2 separate regions of the Mus musculus genome follow, and region 1 is linked to region 2. Evidence: chromatin loops called from intact Hi-C (ENCODE). Cell type or tissue: gastrocnemius. All regions are shown on one strand. Each heading gives the region's core, and the rest is flanking DNA. Links, peaks and the distances in the headings are about the cores only. Region 1 overlaps Ccdc190 (coiled-coil domain containing 190). Region 2 holds the start of Nuf2 (NUF2, NDC80 kinetochore complex component).

The links. A loop is a pair of places that touch in the nucleus more often than their neighbours do. Peaks named below come from ENCODE experiments on the same cell type or tissue, not always from the same donor. Only the 100,000 strongest peaks of a DNase experiment are listed, where the experiment ranks them.
Region 1: it touches region 2 in a loop (9-fold over the local background); 29 of 42 quality-filtered maps call a loop at or near these places.

Annotation. Positions count from the first base shown.
Region 1 is chr1:169,930,117-169,939,818 of GRCm38, reverse strand. Ccdc190 (coiled-coil domain containing 190) reads right to left here. Exons shown (of 4, transcript NM_001033185.2): 2 at 9,659-9,702; 3 at 6,704-6,824; 4 at 5,166-6,177. The coding sequence ends at 5,619. Among named protein-coding and RNA genes, the nearest start is that of Ccdc190, 6.0 kb to the right of the region's middle. In gastrocnemius, for the core only: a CTCF peak has its summit at 5,293 (motif pointing right); DNase peaks (open chromatin) are centred at 5,306 and 5,659; H3K4me3 peaks cover 767 bases.
Region 2 is chr1:169,528,058-169,537,759 of GRCm38, reverse strand. It overlaps Nuf2 (NUF2, NDC80 kinetochore complex component), which reads left to right and starts at 6,296. Exons shown (of 15, transcript NM_001355159.1): 1 at 6,296-6,438; 2 at 8,949-9,024. It overlaps Gm34624 (a long non-coding RNA gene), which reads right to left and starts at 6,183. Exons shown (of 3, transcript XR_373698.2): 1 at 5,663-6,183. In gastrocnemius, for the core only: CTCF peaks have their summits at 5,443 and 6,182; DNase peaks (open chromatin) are centred at 5,432 and 6,234; H3K4me3 peaks cover 1,616 bases; H3K27ac peaks cover 1,466 bases.

The DNA of each region.
Region 1 (9,702 bases), core at 502-8,501, 400 kb before region 2:
AGGGTACTTCAGCTTCTTTTATTTTCTTTCTGGATGCTCATCCTGATATTAACATGCTAAAGACTTAAGAGAAGTCTCATCTAGAGAAATTGATTCCAATTATCTAACCCAGGTTTCCCCAGACTTATTTCAACTCTATGTCTTTCCCTAATCGCACTTAGTAAGATTTCTTAGAAAACCCTTTGAGAAATTATGTTAGCATAATAGCTAACTTCTTGACTCTCAAGGTAATTTTTCCTGAATGGGCCATCTTTACCACTAGGGGGCAGCATTGACACGCATACTGTGAACAAATTTCCATTCTAAACCAAAATTCACTGACTAAAAATTCACCCCAAATAATCACTTTCATAGCCTACTTCTTTTAAAAAGCCATCTCACATCTTTGAACTGGGGTTGAACTGGCTGATCTCTGTATCCCCTTCCAACTCTGGGACCCTTGGTAAACCCCCAGGAGAATAATGAGATGTGCCTTCTGTCCCTGAGTATAACTGTGTTATACTTATCTGCGTGATATTCAGGATTAAACAGCAGGGCAAGGATGAGTTGTGAGCTTGCACACCTAGGCATCTGATCGCTGATATAGGGGCACATTTTCCTGTGGGTGAACTCTCTTCAACCCCAGCAGAGTTATTTCCAGGTAAATGGAAAATAGGTATCCATCTGTATAGTGAAAGAGTGTCTACTGAGAATCAGTCCTGTGATGAAGAGATAGTCACCTTTTGCTGTGAATATAATTATAGAACAGTCTTGACCTTATGCTATGCTGTACAGCAGGGTTTTTGTTCACATTTGAACACAACACCATTAGGTAATGCTTCTGCTCTGGATGGACACAAGCTACTGGGGGCAGCCAGCTCAGACCTGCAGGTTGTGTGCACGCTGGAGGCTCAGTTTGCTAGGGATGGGGACAGCAGTGAGATAGCCTATCCTGAATCCTTAGAGATCCCCAGAGAAGCTGCCAGGTGGGGCTCTGCCCAGTTCTCTTTCTGTGCCTTTGTCTCTAGTCCAAAATGAATCTGACCATTTTCCCTTTACATTTAGGGCTTGTCTTACACCGAGTTTGTTATTTTGAAGATGAGCTTGGATAAAAACATGGGCAAAATCTCTATCAAATTTTCTGGAACTTAAAAAAATGTCTAGTTGCCAAATGTAACAAATGGGACACACCTTTAACTCAAGGACTGAGCAGGACTGAGCAGGACTGAGAGTTTGAGACCGGCCTCCATTGTATAGCAAGAGTAACCAAACCCAAACTGTTAGGATCAGCATTCACCATCATGTCCCCAAACAATCTCCTCCCACTAGCCTGCGGAGAGGCACAACATTGCTGCTGTGGACTTCTATAGTGAGCCACTGTGCAGCCATGAGGGCCTTCTCTATACTTTTATTCCTAAAGAAAGTGATGAATGCGTACGTGTGTGTGTGTATGTGTGTGTGTGTGCACGTGTGTGCATGATGTGTTCATATGCCCTTAGAAAAATGAATATAAGAAAACCATGCAGATGTGAGAACTCTTATATCTAGCCTGTAAAACTCCATATATATATAATTTTAGTTGTTTTATGTGTGTGGGTATTTTGCCTGCATGCATGCCTGTGCCCCATGTGTGTGCAGTGCATAGAGGCCCGAGGAGAGAGTTGGATCCCCTGGAACTGGAATTACAGAGAGTACTTAGCTGCCATGTAGGTGTTAGGAAGAGAGACCAGGTCCTCTGGTGGCCAGTACTCTTAACTGCTGTGCCTTCTCTGCAGCCCCTACATATATATTTCTAACCCTTTTCTGCATCTTTAAGTCCAGCCCATAGCTTCCATGGCTGTTGTTTGGCTGCCATCACAGCCTCCCCATTTCAGGAGACCACTGGGCTGGCTGGCTATGGGCTTTTGGAGCCTGCTGGGGTAGCTGAATGTGGTGGGGCGATGCAGAAGGCTTGGGTCCCTGGGTTCATTCTGCTTCTGGGACTTACTGCCTCTGAGATTCTGAACACATAGTCTGGCCTTTCTGAGGCAAAGGTGAAAACTCTCTTTTCATGAGTGAGAGGAGACGGAGGTCTCCCTCCAATCCTTGGCTCCTTAACCACTTATGCATCACCAGCCTCATGTTGAGCTAAATTCAAAACCAGCAGATCCATCAGCAGACTCACTGGACATTCTGATCATTAGCGTCCTATTTTCTGGAGTTCAGGAGAAAGTTGAATAGGACATGGTTGCTGATGAGCAGGAATACACTTGCTTGCTGTCTGCTTCTCTCCCCCGGCCTTGAGGCATGTCCATTTGGCCAACTTCCGTAACACCCTTTGTCTCCTCTCACTCCAACACAGGGAGAGTCCTCAGCAAAAATACACAGAAAGGTTCTCATTGCCACTTGGGCAATGAACTATCCTTACACGTAGCTTACATACATTGTCATTTATCACAGGCTAAATGTTTGAATTGAGAGTTTCTCTCTTTAGTGATCATGACAGTGATGGCGTCAGGGTGGGTCAAACTCATATGTGTTACTTAGAGTCTGACGAGACTTCCCTGTGGCTCACTTCCATGGAACAATTTTTATACAATTAAGCTCAAACCATTCAAAATAGCATGACTGATGATATTGAAGTTAATTTATACTGTAATTGATGGCCATTATTAGGGAATGTAACAGCGACCTGTTCACAGTAGTGGTGGGGAAGTGGAGACATCTGGGGGGTGTTTCACGTTATGCCTGATCAGGTGAAACCTTTCTTCCTAGCAATCGCAAGTGATCCATATTCTAGCCATAAGTGAGATGAAGATTCTGTACTAAATATGTCTTTTTACAAAAAATTTCATCAAGGGGCTTTCTTGGGACAGGGCCTCACATGGACCAGGCTGGCCTCAGCCTTGATCTGCTGATAAGTCTTGCGGTCTTGATAATGACTGCGGCTCAGCGTGCGCCTCTCTGCCTCAGGAACTGAACTGTCTCAGCTTGGTGAGGGGGAACCAGAATGGTTCCCATTTTCTCCCATGATTTCCAGTTTCCTTTACAATTGCCCTGGTACTCCTTACTTTTTGCTGTAAATGCTTTTATTTTGTACAGATTCTCTCATTGGGTGTCACCTGTGTGCAGACTTGCCTCATGCAGGAGGATGTGAAAGCCAGAAGTTAATGCCCAGTGCTATTTCTGGCAGACCAGACGACCAGTTAGCCCTGGGATCCGTTTCTGTGCCCTGCATCCCGTTCCCCACAGAGCTAGGATTACAGGTATGTTTGGTTACACCAAGCTTTTATGTAGATGACAGATCTGCCCTCAGGTCTCTGTGCTTGGACAGCAAGCTCCTTACTGAGTCATCGATGCCACCTCATGTTGTTCTTGATCCACTTTAAAATTTCCTTGCAGAACTGATGGAGTTTCTGTGTTACAGCTTAGGGCCGGTCGAGAGGGGCTCAGTCGCCACCTCTGTGAGTGTCCAAACGCCTCTACCTCCAGGCAAAGAGTAGATGCCCTCCACACAGAAGACATTAGGGTAATACAGTGAAGGAGAAAGCTCCCTTTCCACCAGGGAGTGGAGATTTGTGAGCAGATCTCTCCCCAGTCCTTGGGCATTTTGCAAAGGTGGTTCTCTGTTCTAGGAGCCCCTGCCTTCATGACTAGTGTAAACAACTTGTGAACCATTGACCTTTGCCCCTGACCTGCCTTCCCCATTAAAGGACACACTAAAAGAAAAAAAATGCTATTTCTACTATAAACTATTGCCTTGCCATTGAAGGCCAAAGGCTGGGCTAAAAAACTGATTTTTCCAAGAGGTAGCACAGTAGATAGAGGGAGTGTGACAGAGGGCAGTGTGCAGACCTGACTCAGAGGACATTTTCTGCCTGGCTCTGTTTATCTAATGAAGACTGAAAGAAAAACCATTTGCAGAGTTCTGAGGACAACTGGGATGCTGTGTGGGAAGCTCTGGACAGCAGGAGATGCTGGAAAATGGGAGCTATTATGAGTTATGGATTTAAACACCAGGCATCGCAAATGGGAATTAAATAGTGTTATTAAACTAAACACAATTAATTCATACTTTGTCATTAAATTTGAATTAATTTAACCCCTAGGAGCTTTAGTATTAGACGATGGGGTCCTTTATCATTTTCGATATAAATAGTTTCTAGTTCTTCAAGATGTCCTCAAGGTAGACTGCAACAAATATGTCTGCTTAACTGTAAGAGCCTACAATGCCAGCTTCTCAGGAGGGTGAGGCAGGAGGATTGCTGAACCTGGGAGTTCAGGGCCAACCTGGGACAGCAAGTTTAACCACTGTCTCAAAATCAATCAATCAATCAATCAATCAAAAAAATCAAAAAACCAAAAAGAAAAAAGAAACAAACTAATTCAAAGTAAACAAATACTTGCAAAACAAATATATAAGTCCTGAATTTATCCTTTTGGTTTCCAAGTTTGCTATAGGGTTGAAAACTTGAATTTAACAGTTGCTATTTGATCTTGGACTTAAAAGTAAAAGATAGTTTTTCTAAAGAAGTCACTATAAACGATAAACGTGAAATTTTTATTTGGTGTATTATTAGGCGAGGAATAGGATTTTAAATGGATTAGCTGTGAGCTGCTGTTTTCTGATGACAAATGACACCATTTGTTTTAAGTGTGAAATTCAGGCCATCTAGGTAGGGGACCAGTTTTACTCAGTTCATTCAGTGGGACCCAGGCTATGCTGACCTACTTAAACCAGTGGTCTTTGTTTTCCTAAGAGAGCTTGTCCTGACAGGGTTTCACTGTGTCACTAGTCTCTGTTAATCCTCCTGCTTCAGCGTCCCAAATACCGGGATACTGGAGTTATAAACATGTGGCATCACACTCGCTTAAAACAATGACTTTAAAATGGAAATTATCCTTATTTTACTGTGAGACGGTTTGTTATTGACTGAATCTGGCATAGGTTTGTAAGTGTGCAGCAGGTCGTAAGATATTTTGAGTAGGGAGAAGACGGAAGGACACAGATTAGTTCCATTAGGACCCAAAAATGTTTGATACTAATGTGGAAACTGGGAAAGAGAAACCCAATGGAACTGTTTGGAAAGAAAGTAAGGAAAGGAGGGAAGAGAAGGGGAGAGGAGGGGAGGGAGGGTGGAGAGAGGGAAGGAAAGAGAAACAAAAGGGAGAAGAGAGGAGATGCTTCAAAAGGAGACCAGAGCTGTGGCTAGAACAGCTTTTATCTGGAGACCAGGTCACCGTACGTGATTTCAGTTGAGTTCCCATGCAACACCCTCCCCACCCCTCCCACCCCCCCACCTCAAAGAAAACTAGGCAAATAGCTATGCCATTTGACCAGCAGGTGGCACTCTAAGCATCGCAGAGCTTCGGACAAACAAGACTTTCTTCTTCAAAATAAGCCCAGGTTCGCAACTTAAAATATTTTCATAGTATTTTCCCTCTCCTTCCTCTTCATAGTGGCCTTGTTTATTAGGAGGAAGACCAAACAAAAGGGCAGGGTCCCCGAGGTTGCAAAAGAAAGCTTATTTTGCATTTCTGCTTGTTTCTGTGCGTTGCTACGGCAGCTATTTGAAGGGTCTCGTTTCCATAGTGATTACAGAATATCTTCTGGTCAGGCGACATTACACAGGCAGAGAGGAAGGGACTTGGCACCATTTTCACAGTGTTTCCCCTGTTCTGGGGAGTGAGTAGTGTTTGTGTCCAAATATCTCTCCGATGCTAAGTAATCTCTCAGACTCGGGGGGCACCCTGTGGCGGACATAGTGAGCATTCTTGGCCTTTTCGAACAGCTCTAGGAAGGATGGCTTTGTGCGTTCATCTTTGAAGCTTCCTGCATAGTCCACGGAGCTGGGGGAATTTTGTACATCAGCATCTCCACGTGGCTTTTGACTGGCATTTTCAGATCTGGTCTCATTAGCAGGTGCTGACCCTCTCTCACCATCTTGGCTGGACACGCCACTGTCTTCTGTCTTGTTGGTGGACAGCTCTTGGTCATGACATGGGACAGAGACATCCTTGCTGGGGTCCACGCCCTTCAGTGGATTCGTGGGCTCTCCCTCCTGGCCTTGTGGGCTTCCTTCTTTGAAGCAGCTGGTTCTCTCACCGTGAGATAGAAGGTGCTCTTGGCTTCTCAGGGTGTCTTTGAGGACAGGGTCATGTAAAGAGGGCACCGGAATCTTAGTTTTAACTTCTTGGGTAACACTGTTTTTCAGTGTTCTGGGGAGTTGAGGGAAGAGATGAAAAGGAAGAAATAAACATCTTTGAAAAATTTAGAGGCTCCTACTTAGTCCTTTCTGAGTTTTTTTGTTTTTTGTTTTGTTTTGTTTTGTTTGTTTTGTTTTGTTTTGTTTTGTTTTGTTTTGTTTTGTTTTTTTCCCAAGACAGGGTTTCTCTGTGTAGTCCTGGCTATCCTGGAACTCACTCTGTAGACCAGGCTGGCCTTAAACTCAGAAATCCACCTGCCTCTGCCTCCCAAGTGCTGGGATTAAAGGCTTTGTGCCAGCGCTGCCTGGCTACCTTTCTGGGTTTTAGACTGTGGTTCCCTTCAGTGTGGTTTCAGTTGAGGTGGTAAAGTGGGTGAGAAGGGGTGGAAGGTGGAGGGTGGAGGGTGAAGGGAGAGGGGCAGGAGTGTGTCTGTCTAGGAAGAAGAAGGAAGAATCTCCTCAGATGGAGGACATGCTTTAGAGAGATTGGTGGGGAAGTGGGATCCAGTGTCTACCTAAGCACTTAATCATATACTTACCTAATTTTAGGCTCCGGGACTGCGTGCCTCTGTCCTGTTGGTGGCAAGAATGTGACAACATCTTTCGATCTCTTTTGAATTTCATGCCCCACATAAGAAGAGAACCTTTTCTTGATGATATCTGCTAAGAAATAATTATCAAACAATAGGCTGGAAGGATGGCTCATCTGATAAGAGCGCTCCGATGCTCAATCATGAGGACCAAGAGTCTGGATCCACATCCAGGGCTCACAAACATCTTTAACTCCAGCTCCAAAGGACCTGACACCCTCTTTTGGTCTCTGTCCATATTTGCACACACATGTGCTCATACACTCACTCAGATATCCACACAAACATATGTGCACATAAATAAAATACAGTTTAAAGTAAGTTAATGTGTTAAAAATAAAATAAAATAATGTGGACTGAATTATGCAAAATTTCATTCGTTGGGTCCTAATCCTTAGTATTATGATATTGCTTGCAGACAGGCTTTTTGTAGAGATGATAAAATTAATATGAAGACATTATGGTAGGTCCTGGCCATTGTGATGGGGTTTCTATGGCAACAGCAAATCTGAGCAGACACGCAGATTGGGCAGCGTGAAGGGACCTGTCGTCTACACATCAAAGAGAAAGCCTGCTCCTGTGTCACACCCAAGGAAACCAGCCCTGCTCACATGCCCATTTTGACTTCTAAGCTTCAAATGTTGACACAGTGAAGGCACATGGACTGAGCTGTGTGGTTTTGGCACTTTGCTGTGCAGCCCTAGAAAATGAGTACAGTGAGAGAGGAAACTGTACACCCAGAACTGGGGCTTCAGAGAGCTGGTATGTGAGGATGCTGGGCTCCCTTCACGTGTTGCAATACTCTGACACAGTGGATGGGAACAGCAAGGTTCCACAGGTCCAACTGTTTGCCTAGAACATGTCAGAGAGGATTTAGACACCAAGATCAGATGTTGCAACTGCCTCAGGCCCGGTGGGCTTTGTTCTAATGCGTTACTTGGCAGGCACAAGTGTTTAAAAAAGAAAATAACCGGGTGTGAACATTTTGTCTGTTTACTACAGTTGTGTGCCTGCCTTCTACCCGTGGCAAAGGTTTGCAACTGCCTGAGGCCAGGAATCCGTGAACTTTGCATTTTTCCAGGTGATGTTCCGGGCCTCAGTAGTCACAGCTGAAGAGAACACACCGACTGACTCTATTAGTTTTCAAGGCATTGAAGGCTGAGTCATTTGGAATGGAAAATCTTGCATTGCTTTGTGTTTTAGTGAGAATCACTTCAAGTTAGAGTGGTTAAAGGCTGGCGGTGTTGTTTAGTGGTAGATAGATTGCTAAACATACAAAAAGCCCTGGATTCGAACCTGAGTACTAGGCCAACTGCCTCCCTACTAAACCCAAACCAGAAATTGTGCCAAGAATATCAACCAAACACATAGCAAACTGCCACCACCAAACAAAAGCCAGGATACCACCACCCCCTCCTGAGAAGCACCAGTTGTGGTTAGAATGTATTGGGCACCAGGGATAAGGGCTCAGAACCACACAAGGGCCATGGATGTCACATAAAACTCTTGGAGTCACTTCTTTGAGTCCTTTGCTTTATTGTCTCCTTAGGGCTAGATCGAGACACTTTTATGTTTTAACCTATTTTCAATAAGCTATAGGTGTTTAATTAAATATTAAAAAAGGATTTGCTAGCTCTCCAGGCAGCCCACTCTTCTGCAGTTGAGACGGCAGAGCCAATAGGCTCAGAAATGAATATATCTTTTCTCTGTGCCTTCACCTTTCTCGCTGTCTTCACCATAATGGCATGGCATTGTATCTGCCTAGTTATCCCGTTTAGCCCTGTACCTTCGATGGACTACCTTGAGCAGGGCACTTTACTCTGATTTCCTTTATGCTTGGCTGCATCACGTCATGGAACCCTGATAGATTCTACTTTCTCAATGTCTTGAAAGACTGGTTGTCCCATTTTTTTCTCCTGCCAAGATTCTAGTTCAAGCCTTTTACATCAAACCCTACATTTGGAATTCTATCAGGTCTACTCTGGCTGTGTCCCAAGCTTGCTCTTTCTTTCTTTCTTTCTTTCTTTCTTTCTTTCTTTCTTTCTTTCTTTCTTTCTTTCTTTCTTTCTTTCTTTCTTTCTTTCTTTCTTTCCTTCCTTCCTTCCTTTCCTTCCCTTCCCCTCCTTCCTTCCCTCCCTTCCTTCTTCCCTCCCTCCTTCCCTCCTTCCCTCTTTCTTTCTTTCTTTCTTTCTTTCTTTCTTTCTTTCTTTCTTTCTTTCTTTCTTTCTTTCTTTCTTTCTTTCTTTCTTTCTTCCTTCCTTCCTTCCTTCCTTCCTTCCTTCCTTCCTTTCTTTCTTTCTTTCTTTCTTTCTTTCTTCCTTTCTTCCTTCATAAGCACTGTAGTCAGAAACTGTATCTCTAAACCATGAACGTGGAATCCCCTGCACCCAGCCCCTGTAGGATGGGGTCTACCCTTGTGAAGCTATGGCTGGAGTCGCTGCCTGGTTAGTACGGGTTCAGAAACTGCATGAGCAGTTCAGCAATGCGGAACCATTTGTGGCAAACTATACTTTGTCTATCCCTTTGCACACACTCTTCCTTTCTGCTAAGCATGGTCAGCTGGTACCCAGCCACGCATCACTTGGCAACTTCCCTCTCCTGCATCACCTCTCTCTTCTGCTCCTAGGTTCTGCTCATACAACCCTTGAGCCTTCTAACAGGAACAGGGGGCTCCTTCCTTACCGTAGAAATAACTCCATTTTAGCATTGAGAATATTTTTGAATGGGATTCATAAAAGCACAGGGTATTTCTTTTTATATCGATCTTATAAACACGCAGCTACCTGATAATGTTAATGAGCATCCCACCGTGAGGCGGGGGCTGTGCCCTCCCCCACCTCCCCCAGTAAATTACTCCTTAGGACTGGAAGTGGGGGCCCATTGCCACTCATGACAGAGCCTCACCTTGCTGCAGGCGCTGCAGTTCTTTCTGAAGCTGTCTCTGCTCC
Region 2 (9,702 bases), core at 1,182-9,181:
AAGAAATGTATTACTCTCACTTACAATACACATGTACCTTTTCTATAAGACCCCAGATAAGGCACACTCCTAAAAGTTATGTTATACTTGATTCCTTTATTGTTGTTACCTTGAGACAGGGTTTCCTAGCACTTGCTGTTGAGCATGCTGACCTTAACCTTCTAGTGACCCTGGCCTCTACCTTCAGGATGCTAGGATTATGGGCATGTACAACTACTTCTGACATAAAGAGTTCACTTTAAAATTAGAATATGGAGCAGACCTTAGGTGCAAACTCTGCAACCAGCCCCACAACACCCAGAGGCAGCTACACTCCCAGGTGCTCTAACACGCCCAGAATCAGAGGATCCCAGGATCCCAGGTGCTTGGTCACACCAGGATCTCAAGGTACCAAAGGCAGCTTGACTCCCAGGAGCTCAGACACACCCAGGATCTCAGGATCCTAGAATACCAGAATCACAGAGACAGCTTGACTCAGAGGAGTTCTGACACAACCAGGATCACAGGAAGAACAGGCTCCAGTCAGAAATAGCCAGGGCAGGTTGCACTAGAGATAACCAGATGGCAGGAGGAAAGTGTAAGAACGTAAGCAACAGAATCCAAGGTTACTTGCCATCATCAGAACCCAATTCTCCCACCATAGCAAGTCCTGGATACCTCAACACAGCAGAAAAGCAAGATTCAAAACTAAAATCACTTCTCATGATGATGATAGAGGACATTAAGAAGGACATAAATAACTCCCTTAAAGAAATTCAGGAGAACACAGCTAGAAGCCCTTTAAAGAGGAAACACAAAATTCCCTTAATGAGTTACAAGAAAACACAATCAAACAGGCAAAGGAATTGAACAAAACCATCCAGGATCTAAAAATGGAAATAGAAACAATAAAGGGAGACAATCCTGGAGTTAGAAAACCTAGGAAAGAGATCAGGAGCCATAGATACAAGCATCACCAACAGAATACAAGAGATAGAAGAGAGAATCTCAGGTGCAGAAGATACCATAGAAAACATTGACACAACAGTGAAAGAAAACACAAAAAGCAAAAAGCTCCTAATCCAAAACATCCAGAAAATCCAGGACACAATTAGAAGACCAAACCTAAGGATAATAGGTATAAAGGGGAATGAAGATTCCCAACTTAAAGGACAAATAAATATCTTCAACAAAATTATAGAAGAAAACTTCCCTAATCTAAAGAAAGAGATGCCCATGAACATACAAGAAGACTATAGAACTCTAAATAGACTGGACCAGTAAAGAAATTCCTCCCGTCATATAATAATCAAAACACCAAATGCACTAAACCAATAAAGAATTTTAAAAGTAGCAAGGGAGGACTGGAGAGATGGCTCAGTGGTTAAGAGCACTGATTGCATATATAAAGAACTCAAGAAGGTGGACTTCAGAAAATCAAATAACCCCATTAAAAAATGGGGCTCAGAACTGAACAAAGAATTCTCACCTGAGTATTACCGAATGGCAGAGAAGCACCTGAAAAAATGTTCAACATCCTTAATCATCAGGGAAATGCAAATCAAAACAACCCTGAGATTCCACCTCACACCAGTCAGAATGGCTAAGATCAAAAATTCAGGTGACAGCAAATGCTGGCGTGGATGTGGAGAAAGAGGAACACTCCTCCATTGTTGGTGGGATTGCAGGCTTGTACAACCACTCTGGAAATCAGTCTGGCAGTTCCTCAGAAAATTGGACATAGTACTACCGGAGGATCCAGCAATACCTCTCCTGGGCATATATCCAGAAGATGCACCAACTGGTAAGAAGGACACATGCTCCACTATGTTCATAGCAGCCTTATTTATAATAGCCAGAAGCTGGAAAGAACCCAGATGCCCCTCAACAGAGGAATGGATACAGAAAATGTGGTACATCTACACAATGGAGTACTACTCAGCTATTAAAAAGAACGAATTTATGAAATTCCTAGCCAAATGGATGGACCTGGAGGGCATCATCCTGAGTGAGGTAACACATTCACAAAGGAACTCACACAATATGTACTCACTGATAAGTGGATATTAGCCCCAAACCTAGGATACCCAAGATATAAGATACAATTTGCTAAACACATGAAACTCAAGAAGAATGAAGACTGAAGTGTGGACACTATGCCCCTCCTTAGAATTGGGAACAAAACACCCATGGAAGGAGTTACAGGGACAAAGTTTGGAGCTGAGATGAAAGGATGGACCATGTAGAGACTGCCATATCCAGGGATCCACCCCATAATCAGCATCCAAACGCTGACACCATTGCATACACTAGCAAGATTTTATTGAAAGGACCCAGATGTAGCTGTCTCTTGTGAGACTATGCCGGGGCCTAGCAAACACAGAAGTGGATGCTCACAGTCAGCTAATGGATGGATCACAGGGCTCCCAATGGAGGAGCTAGAGAAAGTAGCCAAGGAGCTAAAGGGATCTGCAACCCTATAGGTGGAACAACATTATGAACTAACCAGTACCCGTGACCTCTTGTCTTTAGCTGCATATGTATCAAAAGATGGCCTAGTCGGCCATCACTGGAAAGAGAGGCCCATTGGACTTGCAAATTTTATATGCCCCAGTACAGGGGAACGCCAGGGCCAAAAAGAGGGAGTGGGTGGGTAGGGGAGTGGGGGTGGGTGGTTATGGGGGACTTTTGGTATAGCATTGGAAATGTAAATGAGCTAAATACCTAATAAAAAATGGAAAAAAAAAGCACTGATTGCTTTTCCGAAGGTCCTGAGTTCAAATCCCAGCAACCACATGGTGGCTCACAACCATCCGCAATGAGATCTGATGCCCTCTTCTGGGGTATCTGAAGACAGCTACAGTGTACTTAGATATAATAAATAAATAGATAAATAGGTAAATAAATACATCTTTTAAAAAGCAGCAAGGGGGAAAAGGTCAAGTAACATATAAAGGTAAACCTATCAGAATTACACAAGACTTCTCACGAGAGACTATGAAAGCTAGAAGATCCTGGGCAGATGTCATACAGACCCTAAGAGAACAGCCAAGCTACTATATTCAGCAACACTCTCAGATATTCCATGAAAAAACCAAATTTACACAATATCTTTCCACAAATCCAGCCCTACAAAGGATAATAAATGGAAACCAACAACACAAGGAGTGAAACTACACCCTAGAAGAAGCAAGAAATAGTCTTTCAACAAGCCTACACAAAAATAATTCCACCTCTAACAAGAAAATTAACAGGAAGTAACATTCACTTTTCCTTACTATCTCTCAGTATGAAAATTAATGTTGCCAACATATCATAATCAATTGAAATTCAAAAGTATGGGAATTAGAAATTTGTCAGCTGTCAACCTGTTGTTTCTCTAATTTTGTAATGGGAGAAAGACGTCCAATATTGTACAATCCATATACACTTTCTGCTTATTTGTACATGACAGGGTCTTTCTGTGTGCCACATAATGGTCTTGAAATCATGCTTCTCCTATCTCAGCCTCTCTATTAGTAGGATTGTTTATGTGATGTTTTTACACTATACTATGGTTTTTAGAACAGCTTACATATTCCAAAATGATTTATACAGCCAAAAGAAATGTAGACAATTAACTTGGGAGGTGGCTTGTAAGAGAATAGCAAAGAGTGAGAATGAAGGCATTGCTTGGTATTTATAATTATTGTATCAATTTTGAAGAAGAGGACTTTATAAGTTACTCTTATTCTGAGATGAATGTTTTTCAAAATCATCACAGCCAATGAACCAGAATCTTACCCTCACCTAACGTCTGTGCCACCCTCCAATCAGACCCATTGTTCATTGAAACAGTTGATGAATGACTTCATGGATAGACCATCTTAATACACACACCATTTCTTAAATGAATGTAACTTGTTCCCTGTGGGCTGAGAATGATGATAATCACTCAAGTCAAATAGCTTTGACCATAGCAGGATACCTGTATCCAAAAATCGTGTCTACAATTCATTCCTTGGAGCAGCAGAACTGTCAACTCTTGGCTTAGCTACTATGGAGGTAAAATTCTTTGGTGATGTGAGGGTCATTCAAGTACAACCTTATTACAATGAACTTCGATGTCCAAAAACTGTTCTTATTTTGTGTGTGTACCCCAGTAAGAGTCAAGATTTTCAGCTGTACTAAATAAAAACAAAGACTTCATCTATTTATGATCATTTAAAAAACTAAAAGTGATATATTATTTAAAATATTATTTTAAATATCATACAGTTAATATATTTGGAGTTACTTAAAATTTATATTGAGAAAAACACGTGTATTTTCAGTATTGCTGTAGACAAACATCTACATAAGACTGTTCAATTGATTGTTGTTTTATATCAGACAACTTTGATAATGCTCATTATTTTGTTAAAATTTAAAACATTTTTAAATTTTATAAATTTTAAAGAATATGATAACAAATGAAAGGTATTGAAGGTTTTGAATGGGGGGAGGCTCTCCTGGAGGAGTTGGGGAACAAAAGGGAAAGAAGAATGTGATGTAAGTCTATTTACTCAAAATATGTTTTTAGATGGTAACAAATTCAAATAAATTGAAGTTATATATCTTTTCTATCAAAAAATAGAATATATTAAGTTTTATTCTTTTTTTGTTTCCAGAGTCTCCTTATATATAACTCTGGCTGGTTTGGAACTCACCATGAAGATCAGGCTAATACTATCTAGACCAGGCTTGGCCTCAAACTCGTAGAGATCTGCCTGCCTCTCCCTGTGGAGTACTGACATTAGAGGCAAGCACAACCATGGTTTGAAGAGTACATTACTTTTAAAATTTTTCTGAGAAATCCTTGTCAGCTCCCTTGAAATACTGTTAACACCACGGGCTCTCATAAAGTCAACACTGGAAATTTACTAGAACATAAAATTTGAATTAATAAAAACACTGAGCAAGTATTTTCATGATATTAAATATGTTTGACTGATGATTCAGAATGGTGTTTATATAAACTACATTAAAATAATATAACTTCATGTACACGTTGAGGAAAGTATTTTAAGGGGTTAAAGCACAATGCCAGGTCTGTGGTTCCTTGTATTTATTTAGAGTTCACCACAAACAGCGAATGTTAGGTATTTTACAGTTTCAGACTAGTACTGCATAAAGTATTTCAAATGTATAGCTCAATTTCCAAAATCTTTCCTAAAGATGAACGTGACTGAAGAGGCAAACAGATTAACAAGAATGATTAGAGAGAAATAAAATGCAGACAACTACTTGAATTCAATGCTATTTTTCTTCTTAAGCCAGGACTGTAAACATGTACTTTAAAGCCCATAAATTTAGAAAAAAAAAATTTTTAATCCAGAACATTGTGTCCGATGTTTATCTCTGTAGTTTTGATTACTGGAAAGAAATGGAATGAAATTCTCAGTAATGTTAAAATCAATGCAGCAGCGCCGCCCAGTGAATAAACCGGATATAAAGCTACGTTGCCAGAATTCTCCATGTTAAATTGTACTGTATTTTCAGTGTAGCCATGTTCCATCTACTTATATGAAACTATGTTCTATAATATTGGCTCAAGAATATAACAATTAAAATCTTACCTATTTATTAAAAAAATCAAGTAGTAAAGGTACTCAAAGGATATTAAAACACCCGTGAATAGAGAGTTCTGTATATTCTTTGTTACCTGTAATGTCAGTAAGCCACAGAAATGGCTCACCGATGAGATGAACTAGTGGTTTTGCTCATGTTTGGCAAGTGTAGAATCATATTCCAGTACGTTTATGCTTCTAGATTTATTATCCTATATTGAGTCCTCAAAGTGAGTAAATTAAAGATTTAAATTGGACGTCCTTAACAATGTCTATCCATCCATTCGCTGCCCCGCCCTCAAGCTTTCATGGACCTAAGGAGAAATGATGTGTACAAATATCCAGTGAGGTCAAAATTTGACCCCATCAATGCTTATCAAACAGTAAGACTGTTACTACTACTCCTGGATTCTCTATAATGCCTTTGATTAATTTGGGAACAACACATCCTCTATTGCCTGTTACTCTCTGAGCCTAAGAGAAGGGGCTAGAAACCGTCTGTCTGCCTGCTCGCTATCAGGTACGCTGAAGGCAAAGTTCCAGTCTGGGACAACCCGGTAAACACATCCCGGAACTCCTCCCCCTAACTGCTGCGCTTCCTGGTCTGGCGGAATCGCGGTTCCGGCTAGAAACTATAACCCTGAAGAATGATTCCGCTGATCTGGAGCCTGGCTCGCTGCGCAACTCGTCAAGTCCCACCCACCGTGGGTCTTCTGAGCCTTCTCGGCATCCGTCGCGAAGGAAGCGCGCTGTGCGGAAAGGGGCCGGCCTCACAAAAAAAGGCGGCCGGTTTGAAAAATGACAACGGTCAGCGGCTTTCGGTTGGACGCTCGGTTTTTAACTGTTTTTCCGTGAGCTGCTAGGCCTCCAGGTGAGTTTGAGCGGGTGAGCGTTGGAGGGCCGGGTGCAAGGCCAAGGATCGGGGCATCTGGGTTTACTAACTTGTGTGTTGATTTGACAGGCTCATCTATCCCAGGTTGGTCTCGAACCCCTATATTCCTGAGACTAGCCTTTTTTTATTTATTTATTTAACTTTATTTGTAATTCAATTTTTTTACACTTCATATTCCATTCCCCGCCCCTCCCCATCCACCCTCCGACTGATCCACATCCCAAACTCCTCCCCTCCCCACCCTGTCTCCACATGGATGCCCCCACCCCACCTGATCTCTAAACTCCCTGGGGCCTCCACTCTCTTGAGGGTTAGGTGTATCATCTCTGAATGAACACAGACCCGGCAGTCCTCTATGTGTGTTGGGGGCCTCATATCTGCTGGTGTATGCTGTCTGTTTGGTGGTCCAGTGTTTGAGAGATCTCAGGGATCCAGATTAATTGAGATTGCTAGTCCCCTTACAGGATCGTCCTCCTCAGCTTCTTTCAGCCATCCCTAATTCAACAACAGGGATCAGCTGCTTCTGTCCATTGGTTGGGTGCAAATATCTGCATCTGACTCTTTCAGCTGCTTGTTGGGTCTTTCGGAGGGCAGTCATGTTAGATCCCTTTTTGTGAGCGCTTCATAGCCTCAGTAGTAGTGTCAGGCCTTGGGACTGCCCCTTGAGCTGGATCCCACTTTGGGCCTGTCACTGGACCTTCTTTTTCACAGGCTCCTCTCCATTTCCATCCCTGGAATTCTTTCAGAGAGAAACAATTATGGGTCAGAGGTGTGACAGTGGGATGGCAACCCCATCCCTCACTTGATGTCCTGTCTTTCTGCTGGAGGTGGGCTCTATAAGTTCCCTCTCCCTACTGCCGGGCATTTCATCAAAGGTCCCTTCCTATGAGTCCTGGGAGTCTCTCACCTCCCATCTCTCAAGTGCTGACTTTACGGGCATGAGCCACAAGAATGGCGTCAGTGTGACTTGTTTGAATGCTTGCCAATTTTTTATGTATCTCCATTGCGCCACCATCTCTGGATTAAACCAAGAACCATTTATCAAAAGGCGAAAATATCATAATCCAAAAGTCAGGGAGCTGAATGTACCTGGATCTACGTGGGTGTAACACAAAGCCTTCCCCGTATTTTCCAGGAATGCTTTATCTAGTTCCTCAGAATTGGGAGTTGCTTGCTTAAGTTTGCATTGCAAAGCCAGTTGTATATAATGTAAGTTATGTTGTGCTTAGCACTGAAGTGTTACATATAACGGAGAAATGGGAGCTCCTAGAGGTAATTGTCCTATTTGAACTAAAATGTCAGAGAGCTGTTTTACTGTATATAAAGTATATAGTATCTTTATAGTTAGATGGCCTCTTTCTCTGTATACGCAACACACACACACACACACACACACACAGGAGTTGGAACTGAAATTGCACTATTAAAATGAACACAATTTGCTTCTGAGAAGAGAGCATTATTACTTCTAAGTGCAGTTGTGAGCCTCTGGGTAGCTTTACGTTGGGAAATTGATCCTCAGAAATTCTCAGGCAGGTGTAACACAACATTGGACACTTAGGAGAAGACTTGGAAGGCATTAACTTGGACCAGAAAGAGCATGAGATTATTAAAGGCTTTGGCAACTTCAGTGGGAAAGGCTGGGATTTGTGTGGTAGGTAAGCCCTTTGTACGTTTGTAAGGGTTTGATGGTTTATAAGAATTACCCTGACAGTAGTGTATATCACATCAGCAGAGAGGGGTGTGTGATTATGATTTTATACCCACGTTTTCTGTTATTAATCTATCTCTAATCTAGGTGTGGCTTGTTTTTTTTCTCAAGTAACCCCTTATGTTCTTATAAACAATTTCAAAAACTGAGATGCAGATGAAAAATATTGAATGCTTAATTCAATTTTTTTGCCTCTGAAAGCTTGATGGTTTCAATTGAAGAAATAAACTGACCTCAGGATACGGAACAGAAAAGCCCAGAATCTGATATGTGCCTGAACCCAAAGGAGGACTTGCTACTCGAGCGCAGAAAGAGATTAGTGAGGGGCATGAACTTCTGTAGGGAAAGAGGGTGACTGGAGAGTTACAGCTGTGGCTAGAGGGGATACACAGTAAACGGAGGCTGCCTTGCCATACTGATGGAGTCTCTCATGTCATTGTCCTGATTGTCCTGTAGTGACCTGTACCTGGGCAGGGATCAGAAATGGCTTTTTTTTTTTTTTTTTTTTTTTTTGGTTTTTCCAGACAGGGTTTCTCTCTGTGTAGCCCTGGCTGTCCTGGAACTCACTCTGTAGACCAGGCTGGCCTCGAACTCAGAAATCCGCCTGCCTCTGCCTCCCGAGTGCTGGGATTAAAGGCGTGTGCCACCACGCCCGGCTGTAAATTGTCTTGTTTTCAGGCTGAGATCTCTCTATGCAGAGAGGAAACTTTCCCATAGAGAAACCTCTGACTGCTTTTTCTCTTTTCTAATGTAAATATCTATACATGTCTTTTGACAGGAGGACCTTGTTGAGCCTTTCCTGCGTCTACAGAGGTCTGTGGTTTCTTGAAACACAGGAAGCAACAATACTCAGGGTAGGATATTTTGCTTTCCCCAACATTTACACTGAAATAGATGGCTAATGTATGAAGCATCTTAACTAAATTTGAGTGATCCTAGTTCTTAAATAAAAGTTTACAGTTATGAAATTCAGTAGTAGAAAGTAAAAATCATAGTTTAAAGTTCAAATTCTGTAAGAAGCGTGTGGGGAAAATCCAGGATCACAGGCCATGTTGAAGCTCTTGGAGTTTCTTTCACTGGATCATAACTCTATTTCTATATGAGTGCTACAATTGCCCGCAGTCACTAGAAGCAGTTCCTTCCTGTATTAACACTCTGCCCTAGACCAAGATTGACTGGCTGGGGAAATAGCTCGGTGTGGAAAGGCAGACCTGAGTCAACCCCTAGAACCCACTGTTTTTATTTTTTATTTTTTTAGTTCTAGGCATGATAGTATTTACTTATAGTCTCAGCATTGTAGAGATGGAGACAGGCAGGCCCCTGGTGGTCAGTCAGCCTAGCGAACTTGATGACCTCTAAGTGATTATGATTAAATAAATGAGCTCCTTCCTTTCTTCCTTTCTTTCCTTCTTTCCTTGTTTTTTGTATTGTTTTGTTTTCGAGACAGGGTCTTTCTGTGTTGCCCTGGCTGTCCTGGAACTCACTCTGTAGACCAGGCTGGCCTTGAACTCAGAAATCCACCTGCCTCTGCC